Regions from separate parts of the Homo sapiens genome. Here region 2 is linked to region 1. Evidence: chromatin contacts called from ENCODE Hi-C data. All regions are on one chromosome and are shown on one strand. Each heading gives the region's core, a stretch centred on a gene start or an enhancer-like site at or near the end of the contact. The rest is flanking DNA. Distances are from core to core; before and after follow the strand shown.

What was found. Hi-C counts contacts between places; a loop is a spot of excess contacts on that map. Pooled maps may share reads with other maps.
Region 2: a loop to region 1 is called in a pooled map, with 2.1 times the contacts of the local background. The contact joins two enhancer-like sites. A Hi-C loop is called at or near these places in 2 of 168 maps with a recorded cell type or tissue (Caco-2 and PC-3) and 1 of 50 pooled maps.

The regions. Positions count from the first base shown.
Region 1 is chr12:25,666,011-25,671,836 of GRCh38, reverse strand. No RefSeq gene overlaps it. Among named protein-coding and RNA genes, the nearest start is that of LMNTD1, 120 kb to the right of the region's middle. Within about 2 kb of position 1,361, at least 3 of the 41 ENCODE cell types and tissues checked have a DNase peak (open chromatin) inside an H3K27ac peak, as active enhancers do.
Region 2 is chr12:25,822,398-25,828,206 of GRCh38, reverse strand. No RefSeq gene overlaps it. Among named protein-coding and RNA genes, the nearest start is that of MIR4302, 49 kb to the left of the region's middle. Within about 2 kb of position 3,311, at least 3 of the 41 ENCODE cell types and tissues checked have a DNase peak (open chromatin) inside an H3K27ac peak, as active enhancers do.

The DNA of each region.
Region 1 (5,826 bases), core at 112-2,611:
TCCCTGACTTCTCCCTTTGGGATAATTACATTCTGGTTAATCCTTGAAGAAGAGGCCAAGGTTGGTATTTACCAAGCACATATCATAGTATTTTTCGGGCGTTGTACTGGTATATTTAATATTCACACAATCCTGTGAGGCAGGTTTTTACATTTTAAGAGATTGAGGCTCAGGGAGTTCTAACTTCTCTGTGGCCACAAAGCTAGGAAGCTGGTGATACCAAAATTCAAACTCAAGCCTTTCTGACTCCAAAGATTCTGTTCTTTCCAATCGGTCAGAGTTGTAACATCCTATGGTGATAGATTGTACTATTTTTCAGAATTATTCAATCTCCTTTTACCATAAGGAGATCATATCTCCTGCCTCGTTTACTCTGGGCATGGCCGTGTAACTTGCTTTGACCCTTGGAGTGTGAGTGGATGTGATGAATACCACATCATTTTAGAGGCATCAGGGGTTTCTGTTAACTCACTTGCACTTTTCTCTGTGCCATATGAATGTGGCAAAACTTTAGAGGGAAGGAGGAGAAAGAGATTATGTTTATCCCCTGTACACACACTGCTCCCTTCCTGCCTCTTGGAGTTCTAGGCTGGCTGCATTCCTCTAAGGCCACAGGGCATCTGCAGCTCTAGCTCCAATAACACCTTTACACCTAAGAATGATCATGATTTCTCATTCATTGATGCTCTGCCATCCCTTGCCTTCTTCACCCAGTCTGTATCTCTGTAAGTAGTTCCTTTATGATACTCTCTTCAGGATTAAGCCCTTTGAGTGGATCATCTTTTCCTGAGATGTCCCTGATGATAAAGAAGCCCAATCAGACTTTTAAACATGATGCAGAACAGAAATCAGTATCAAACGCTGGAGGCCATAGAGAACCAGAATCAAAGAGATGAGAGGGAGGAATCATGAGTCATAGAGTCCTGTGAGCAGTTTCTATGGATCAGGTACTAAGTGCTTCACATGCATGGCATTTAAACCTCACAATGACCCAGTGAGTTAATAGGATAACTACCAAATTTTATAGGTGAGAGAGTGGTTAAGTAATTTGTTGTGGTCACTCTTTAGTCATTGGCAGAGCTAAGATTTGAATCCCAAGTCTATTGCTTCCCAAACCCAGGCTCCTAACCATCTACTATACTTAACTTTCTATTACAGAAACAAGACCTATAGTTTACTGCTTGCTTTACATACTTGCAAGGCTTGGTATGTGTTATGGTTAGCTGTCTTTAAAGGGCAGATAGGGGGCAGGTATTTTGGCGATAGTCAGCAAATGTATCTGAGTGTTGATGAGTCCAGTGTTGAAAGGCTGTCATGGAAACACCTGACACCCTTCTCTGTGTCACTTCCTTCTCTCAAAGCTTAGGCAACTCCTTATTGGCCTCCAGATAAAATCCAGTCTCCTTTGCCTGTCCTTTCCTGTTCTCTGCAACTGTGCCACATCTACCTTTCCAGAATTGTCTTCTACCAGTCACACACTCAACATGCTTCAATCAAACAGACTCACTCTTTGTGGTTCACTGGTTTCTTCATGAAGTTGCTTTTGCTCCATTTTTTTCCGCTGCAAAGCCCTCTTGAGCCCTTCCGGCCCTTAAAATCACTTAAAAGCTACTCCCTCCAAACCAATCTCTCCTTATTACCCAATGACAAGCCATCATCTCTCCCTACTCTTAATATTAACAGCTTCGTTTTACTACTTTTGCTGCACATATTATACACAATAATTTTAGTTGTCTGTGTTCTCTTTTACTTTCCTATCAGATATCAGGAGCTTAGACAATGGGGAAAGCTAAACTGTGTGAAACAGAACCCCTAACCCAAGGAGAACCGTCAACACAAAGATCTCTAAACACCAGTGCCTCTATGTACTTAATGTGGCAAATGATCAATACTTTGGGCATTTAAGAGAGTGAATGTTCACATTTAGGTGAGGGGACCAAAGAAGTTTTCTTGAAAAAAAAAAATGCCATTTGGGATATACCTGGAAGTCTGGCAGGGCTGTCAAATGGCATAAATTGGGAGGCTCATTCTTTGAGGATTCTATGGAGCATGAAATGGCTTTAAGAATATTGCCTCCATTGTGCTCAACCATGCCTCCAGTGTTTAATGATACTAATAATAGCATATTTCATTTACTGAGTGCTCAACACATGTCAGAGATTGTGTTAGACACTCCCTTTTATACATTATCTCATTTAATTCTCATAAGAGCATTTAAGATGACAAAAATCAGTGCTTGAAGAGATTTAGCAACTTTTCCAAGGTGGACCAATTAGTCAGTGGTGGAGGTGAATCTTATACCCACGTCTAACTGATTACAAAGTCTAGATGACTAAATGAGGCCACATTGCCTTTATTTTTCCAACCTGACATTTTACAAAATCCTTCTTTATTTATCTACAACTGACATTCCAGGGAAAATGCAGTCCCTTAAAAGTCATATGGAGTCAATACAATCCTTAAATAATATTTATAAACTGACAAATTTTAAGGAATCTAGCTGTATACAATGCAACTCTGCAGAGTTTTGTGGGTTTTTTTTTTTTAAACAGTATTCTGAAACAACATTCTAACTATCTTATGACTTTTATATTGGGGCATTAAGGTTGTGGCTCTTTAATCTGAGGTACACAACAAATTCCAAAATCTCTGAGTGATGATATAGCTCTTCACGTGAAATATTTTCTAAAACTAAAATATGGTCCCCCAGTAATTATGTGAGTCACCATTCAAACTGAGGTCTCCGTTTAAATTCAAACCTGTATCTAGTAAATGAGATTTCAAAAGTTGCTCTTTGCTATTTTTATCGGGATAAAAATGTGACAGCACTTTCCAAGTCTACAATGAAATTAAGTTCAGGGATATGAAACTGTTATACATTGTGGAATATGAGAGACATTTACCGAAAACAATGAGCTTCTATTTTCCAGGTGCTCAGACACTCCAGTAATAAGCATTAACACACCGGAGTTGCCTGGGTGTGAGTTATAAACTAGCATGAGCTGAAAAGGAGATGTCGGTATTTTTTCATTGTTGTTAAATCATAAAAACATTTATTTCCCAGATGTTATGAAATGTTTTCTGTGCCCTGTGTGAAAACAGTAACGAATTTTCATACCAACAAAATATGACTTGAGGACAGATTGCTAGCAACATCTGTTAAAATGAGAGAGAGAGAGAGAGAGAGAGAGAGAGAGAGAGAGAGAGAGAGAGAGAGAGAGCACACAAGCACACACTTCCCAGGGGCAGAATCTTACCTACTGATAGGCAAAAGACTGGCAGGTGTCCTTCAATTACAGCACTGCCAAACAGAACATTCTCCATAAAACCTCTTGTTAGCTGCATTGTATTGGTGCAGAGCAGCAGCTCTGGAGAACCATAGGAAAATGTTAGTTTTAGCACACACTGCTAAAAATTTTGGGGGAAAAAAATCACATCTGAAAGACATAAAGTTTGGAATTATCCAGACTTTCACTCAGTTCAGAACTACCAGTAGCCGGAAGCAAAAGGGCAGTGGAAAATGAAGCATTTGCAAGTTTGTCAAATTGCTATTTATGTATGCATCAACGTATGGACTTTTTGGCAATTCGCAGACATTTTTGAGATCATATATTTTTGTAAGAAATGGAGAGGGCTGAAAATGTTTCCCAGAATGACCACAATAGACTATTGTCACACTTGACAGACCATGAAGTGGGTAAAAGTATGATTTGTTTAAACTATTGTTCACGTTCTAGACAATGCCAACTAACATCATGAATGTTAGTAGCTTGGTAAATGTAGCTTATCTGACTGAGCAATACCAACCATTCTGGTTTTCTTGGGACTGAGGGGTTTCCCCAGGACAAGAGACATTCAGTTCCACTGAAATGGCCACTAAAGTAGTATAGTCCCAGAAAAATGGTGGTTGGTGACCACCATAATAAGACAAAGTATTTTAGTTTCTGTCTTATATGCCAAATTCATATGAAATTTAAAAGTGCAAAGGAAAACAAAAACCTTGCTCTATTATTTTTAAGCCACAAACTTATGTTCAATTTTTTAAATTACAAGTTTATTGAAATAATTTAAGTGATTGTTTTAAAAAGTAAAATAACACAATAAAATATTTCTTTAGTAAACTGAAGATGTTTTTATAGCTCGTAAGAAACAGTGGAATCATTTCATCACTCTAAAGAGTTTCAAAACTTTTGCTTTAAAAATAAATAAACTAACAAAAAAAGCATGAAATAAAATGACTCCTGAAAATGAATAGAGCAAAGGAGAGGCTATAATGATATGAGCCAGAGCCAACGCATTGGTGATGCTAGTGGTAATTTTGATTGGGGCTCTGACCTGAGATAAATTAAAAACAAGGGTTCAAAGAAGCTTTGAGGCACTGTTGTATTGGGGGATAGAGAAGATAGCTGCACATGTGAATTGCTGAAAGAAATGATGGGACAGGATGGGATGAACCACTCTGTGCCACTTCCTTAAACTGGAGCCTCCTTGACAAAAGGACAAGCCACAACTGAAGTGGAAAGACTAGGTTAATAGAACCTTAGTAAGATTCACCAAGACCTGAAGATCATCCTCTTTTTGTACTTCAGAGTACAGCTTCAGGCAATTCTGTTTATTGCATCAGAGCTTAATAATAGCTGGGTGGTTTGAAAAAATACATTTTAGAAGGAACAGTGCACATGTTTGTTATTAATTTTAATTTAAAATATAAGGAGTTCTATTTTAATTATTTGCTTTTATATTGTGCCTGCTGTGGGAAAATGGAAAATGACTAACTTTTATCAAATGAAAGGAGGCGGATGCAAAGCAATATGGCTTTTGCAGCTTTTACTTTTTTTAAGCATGTTTTATATACACTGAGAAAAAACAAGTAAATTAAACATACTAAATGTTATTAATGTAAGTTATTTTGGGGTGGCAAAATAATAAATTTTTATTTTATTTTTTATTATGTCTAATTCCTCTAAATTTTTAGAGTAAAATAATAATTTATCAATGTAATAATAAAGTATTATAAGTAATAATTTACCAAACATTATGTTCCAAGGAAAATAAACCACTGTGATTACTTTCAATATCTATTAGAGAAAGTGAGCTATTAATAAGCATTTTTTTTTTTTTTTTGAGACGGAGTCTCGCTCTGTCACCCAGGCCGGACTGCGGACTGCAGTGGCGGAATCTTGGCTCACTGCAAGCTCCGCTTCCCGGGTTCACGCCATTCTCCTGCCTCAGCCTCCCGAGTAGCTGGGACTACAGGCGCCCGCCACTGCGCCCGGCTAATTTTTTGTATTTTTAGTAGAGACGGGGTTTCACCTTGTTAGCCAGGATGGTCTCTATCTCCTGACCTCATGATCCACCCGCCTCAGCCTCCCAAAGTGCTGGGATTACAGGCGTGAGCCACCGCCCCCGGCCTTAATAAGCATTTTTTGACTATTGGGTACAAATAAAGAAGAAGGCATGACCCATGCTCTCAAAAAGTGTAAAATATAGCAGGTAAAGAAAAAATCATAAATATTTATGATGATTAAGGCCAATGTGATTCATTTTGTGATTAAAAAGGATATTGTTATTCAAGTTTATGTATTAAAACATTAATTTTGATATTCTTTTGTGGCATATACTACTTTATACATACATTGAAAAATATCACTGATTATTAGAATCTGCCTAGAGTATGAAATATATTTAAGAACCCCCCTTCCAAAAAAAGCTTTATGCATATTTTCAAAATAGCATTCAGGGGATCCTGTTCCAAGATGGCCAAATAGGAACAGCTCCAGTCTGCAGCTCCCAGCATGATCAACACAGAAGACAGGTGACTTCTGC
Region 2 (5,809 bases), core at 2,062-4,561, 150 kb before region 1:
CCGAGTTGATTGTGATGATCCTGGAAATATCAGAAAATGATTCCCTCACTGTCGTACTGCTTCACTTTTGTTATCTGGAATCAAAGATAATGTACCTAATGACATAGAGTAAAAAAGAAACAAAACATTTTAAAAGATGTTAGAGACTATTTTCAGTCTGTAGCCAAGACTACAGTACTTAGAAATGTTTTTTATTAACAAAAAGGATAAAATATGCTTATGTTTACATTCCCAAGATTTATTTCTGAAGCAAAGTTTTCTGCTTTGATTAAAGTCCCCCCGTTTTAAAAACAGTATGGAAATTCACAAGGTTTGTATTTAAATTTAGAGAGCCAAGAGAGGTCAACATTTTTTGTTTTTTGGACAAGGTCTCGGTCTGTTACTTATGATGGAGTGCAATGGTGCCATCATAGCTCACTGCAACCTCGACCTCCCAGGCTCAAGTGATCCTCCCACCTCAGTCTCTCAAGTAGCTGTGACTATAGGCACGTACAACCACACCTGGCAACATTACAAAAACAATTGAATGCAATGAATGAGGAAGAAGACTTTCTTTTACTTGAACAAATATATCGATTATTAATCAAAATTAAAAATTCATATTCAACAGCAAGAAAAAAATAATTTTTTTGACATTGGCCTCTGAGATGGGCTTGAGTCTATGGGACTCAAGGGCTGTACACTCCAGGAAATTAGATGGGAACAACTTTTGTTCCAGTCATACAGGAAAAGGCACCTGAAAATTCTTATTTCCAACTTCTCAACTTTCAACAATATGGCCCATGTATAAACCTGGGCTTATCTTAACCTTGAAAGTTTTGGCATGTGGTGTGATACATGGTATTGAATTGGGACTATCTACCCAGAACATCTCAACACCATGATCATCCACATTCCTGGGCAAATACTTCACAAAGCACTGTAACACTTGCTGGTACCTTGTTACCCACCCGTGAAGGTGCATAATCTAAGAGAGATAATATTGACCCAAACATAAGGGATATATACAAGTGATTTTAAATAAGCCATTAGTAAAATAAATAATAAATTGAATATCTTTAATATCATGGTTAAATGGAAGAACAAAATTCACTAAAATGGGAGGGCAAACAAGGGGAATTCATGAGTTACAAGTTTACCAGGGAAGAAGCAGTTATCTCTGGGGCATAGGGAAGGTTTCCTTGACAGTCAGTGTGATGCTGAGAGGGGGAAACTCTGGTGACTGGACCTCCTCACAGGTTGCTTATGGAGTGGCCAGAAGCAGTCCAGACCTGGTTGGGGAAGAACCACTGCAGTTAATCCTGGAAAAGCCTGTCGGGGATAGAAGGTGGAGCTGTGCTAAAGGCTCACTAACTGGGGAACAGGTCAGGAGAGTGAGAGCAAGATGGGTTAAGGCTAATTGCAAGACATTGGCTGTGAATGAAGGGGTAGATATCCAGGGGCTGTCAAATTAAAGGTGTGGGGTCAGCAGGACAATTATGGCCTCACATTTTTTGTAGAACAAGGTGGGATATTTTAGAATATTTTATAAAATTGTGTATTAAGAAAAATCGGTTACTAAAGTATTATTGGTACCTTCTTTGGAGGATGCCAATTTGTTTCTTTAATATACATCTTTGAGAAAGAATGAATAAGATTAACTATTTGATAACACAACAGGGTCACTATAGTCAATAATAACTTAATTGTATATTTTAAAATAACTTAGGGTGTAACTGGATTGTTTGTTACTCAAAGGATAAATGCTTGAGGGGATGGACACCCCGTTCTCCATGATGTATTTATTTCACATCAAATATCAAAACATCTCATGTACTCCATAAATATATACACTTACTAGGTACCCACAAAATTAAAAATAAATAAATAAATAAAAATCGGGGGGACAAACACAAAATAAAATAAAATACACTTCTTTGGTGTGCATATGGTAGACCAATTCAGTCTAACTTTTAAACTTTCACGTGCAGAGATTTAAACATCATTCTCAGTATTATTTCTAACTGCTTCTGCCTGTTAAAACTTACAGATAAAGGTACTTACTACACCTTTATCTTTTGAGGATACAGCAAAAGGATTTTTTATTTTTGTTTTTTTTTTTTTTTTTTGAGACTGAGTTTTTCTCTGTCGCCCAGGCTGAAGTGCAGTGGCGCGATCTTGGCTCACTGCAACCTCCGCCTCCTGGGTTCAAGCGATTCTCCTGCCTCAGCCTCCGGAGTAGCCTCCCCAGTAGCTGAGATGATAGGCGCCCGCCACCACACCCAGCTAATTTTTGTATTAATTCTACTTGCTAGGTGTGTAGGCAGAATTCTAAATGGTCCTCCAGGATTCCATGTCCTCCACGATTCCATGTCCTCTAATTCCCATAACCTGTGTTCTATGGCACAGTTAACTTTCTAAGAGGGAGATTATCCAGGTAGGCCTAATCTAAACACATCAGCCCTTAAAAGCATAGAGCTTTCTCCTGTTGGTGGCAGAAGAGGGAGGCAGAGAGACATGAAACAAAAGAAGGGTTTCACAGGATGTTGCTGGCGTGAAGATGGAGGAGGCGCCATGATGAGGAACGCCGGTGGTCTCTAGAAGCTGAGAATGGCCTTTGGCTGACAGCCTGCAAGGGAATGGAAACCTCAGTTCTACTGTAACAAGGACCTGGATTCTGCCAATAACCTGAATGCACTTGGGAGCGGATTGTTTCCTAGATCCTCCAGATAGAGCTCAGCCAGCTGACACTTGGACTTCAGCGTTATAAGACTCTAAGCAGAGAACCCAGCCAAGACCACCCGACTCTGACCTACAGAAATGTGAGATAATTAATCCACGTTGCCATAAGCTGCTAAGTTTGTGAAAATTTGTCACACAACAATAGATAAAGATGTTATCTCTTATGTCTAGGCAAATGGAACTCCTGGCTGAGTTATGAAATAAATAAACCCCATCTAAATTTTCATTCTAAATTTTCATGATCTTGTGGCTTATATTTTATTCTACTTGTTTATTTACATATATTCTAGTTTGTTGGGCACAGGAATATAATGTGGCCTTGGTGTGATACTTAGACAAAAATGCATGGTGGGCTGTTAAGATTGGGGTGTTGCAGATGGGGGAAAAAAGGCCCTTCACTCTAACATCAGGGAAATTTTCAAAATATTACTGGGAATGAAGCATTAGTTGCTAACGCACTTTGACAAATGTTAGGGAGAGTGTGTGCTGCTCACATATTCCTGAGGGAGCTGCCATTTGGAAGAGTCTCAGTGTTAAGCAGAGACAAAGCAGACTAAATCTGGAAGGTATCCCAGCCTCCTTTCAGAACTGGGACTATGAAGTACCTCTTGAGCAAACCTTTTAAAAACTTGATCTACAACAGAAAAGTCACCTGCTTTATGTTTTCTCTTCTTTCTCTCCTAGTTGTAGGTGTGAAAAGAGGCAAAAGCCTGATAAACGAATAGGTTAATGTCACCCTTAAATTTGCCTGGAAGGGCATAGCCTCCATCTACTGCGTCTAACAGAGTGGCCAGAAGCAGTGCAGACCCGGCTGGGAAAGAACCACTGCATTTAGTCAGGAGAAGCCTGTGGGTGATAGAAGGTGGAGCTATACTAAGGGCTTAGTACTGGGGAACAGGTCAGGAGAGGGAGTACAAGATGGGTCAAGGCTAATATCAAGGCTAATTTCAAGACATTGGCTGTGAATGAAGGAGAGGATATCCAGGGGCTGTCATGAGTGCCAGTCTCTGCTCCTTTCTCATTAAAAAAATAATTTTCTGCCAGGCATGGTGGCTCACACCTGTAATCCTTGCACTTTGGGAGTCTAAGGCTGGAGGATTGCTTGAACCCAGGAGTTTGAGACCAGCCTGGGCAACATAGAGAGACCCTATCTCTACAAAAAAGAAAAACTTAGCCAGGCATGGTGGCTCATGCCTGTAGTCCCGGCTGCTAGGGAGGCTGAGGTGGGAGGATAGCTTGAGCCCAGGAGTTCGAGGTTGCAGTGAGCTATGATTGTGCCACTGTACTCCAGCCTAGGTGACAGGGCAAGATTCTGTCTCAAAAAAAATAAAAGATTGTCTCATCTCTAAAATGAGGAAAATCGTTATAAAAGTTAAGTGCAAATTCATTGAATTCTTTAGCACGGTGCCTTGGGGAACAGGTCAGTAGTACGAGTGCAGGATGGGTCAAGGTTAATTTCAAGACACTGGTTATGAATGAAGGAGGGGTTATCCAGCGGCTGTTGTAAATTGAAAGGGCTCCATGGAGCCGCTTCTTGATATTATTTTTACTTCTGCTTCTCTGGAAAAGTCAGACTTGTGTGTCTGTTAATTCCTGATATGACTTTTGCATCATAAAATCCAATTCTTTTTGCTTCCAGTTAGCAATGGCTGAGCTCTATACCAGGAGTTACAGGAAGCTCTGAAGCTGGAGGGCTTAACATAGTTAAAATGTATCAGGTGCTTTCAGATACAGCTCCACTTTAAGTGCAATGTTAAGAAATGATCCAAATAAATTTGTAACAATCCATGTGTATAATCACATATTTGGAAATGCTTATCTAGTTGATAGTCATTCTCGAGTTCATTTTACCTCTTCAGTCTCCTTCCGTAACCAGAATATTAAATAAATAATAATACAGGGTGAAGTGCAGTAGTATGGAGCCCTAGAGCAGGATTTTGTAGATGATTAATATTTATATCAGATTTTATAGTTTATAAATTATTGGGGCCGGGTGCGGTGGCTCACACCTGTAATCCTAGCACTTTGGGAGGCCAAGGCAGGCAGATTATCTGAGGTCGAGAGTTCGAGACCAGCCTGGCCAATATGGTGAAACCTCGTCTCTACTAAAAATTAGCTGGGCATGGTGATGGGTGCCTGTAGTTCCAAGTACTTGGGAGGCTGAGGCAGGAGAATCGCTTGAACCTGGGAGGCGGAGGTCACAGTGAGCCACTGTACTCCAGCCTGGATGTGACAGGGTGAGACTCAGTCTCAAAAATAAATATATAAAATAAAAAAATAAAAAAATTGTTAGAACAGTCATTCTAGGTTATAATATAGCATCATTATTACTATCATATGTAAGATGACATTAAGATTTAGAAAGGCAGAGTGACTTGCCCAAAGTTGTTCTTTAAGTTCCTAGGGAACATTTTCTCTGTAAATAATCTTATGAAGGACAACTTACTTCCAGGGAATCATTGGTACACTTCAATCAGGAAAAAGTGGATTAGTTCTTTTATGCCACCAAGAGACCGAGTTAGAGATTAATACTATGTAATACAATGATTTATAACAATAGAAATTTGTTATCAAGACAGGCAAATTAAGAAATCAAAGCCATAAACAAACCTTCAGTGTGTTTCGTAGGCAAGAATATAATTGAGAAATGGGGTGACATTGTATTCGCACTATTTAGGAAGGAGATCAGATCAGGTCACAGTTTTCTTAGGCAGCTCTATTTCTCCCTTATTCATTCATAACATGAATCTTTAGAGAAAAGAGAGACACATTTTGAAGTTTACTTTTATTTCCAATTGTATGTCTGTGGCCATGGACAAGCTTCTTGCCTATAGAATGAAGGAATTGAAAAAGTTCTGGAGTCATATTCGCTGAGATGCTCATCTGTAACGTTTCTATAATTTGGGAGTTTTGAAGTTACTTCCAGGCAAACGTATCTCTTCATTCATTTTCCTTTCCCTGTTCACACTTAAGCCAGATGGAATCTTGGTGGTAAAACCACTAAGGACAAGGCTATAATCACTGCAGGGGGTGGGAGAAGGCTGAAAGAAGTCATAAACTGACTCCCTAGAGAGTGTGTCTAAGAGGA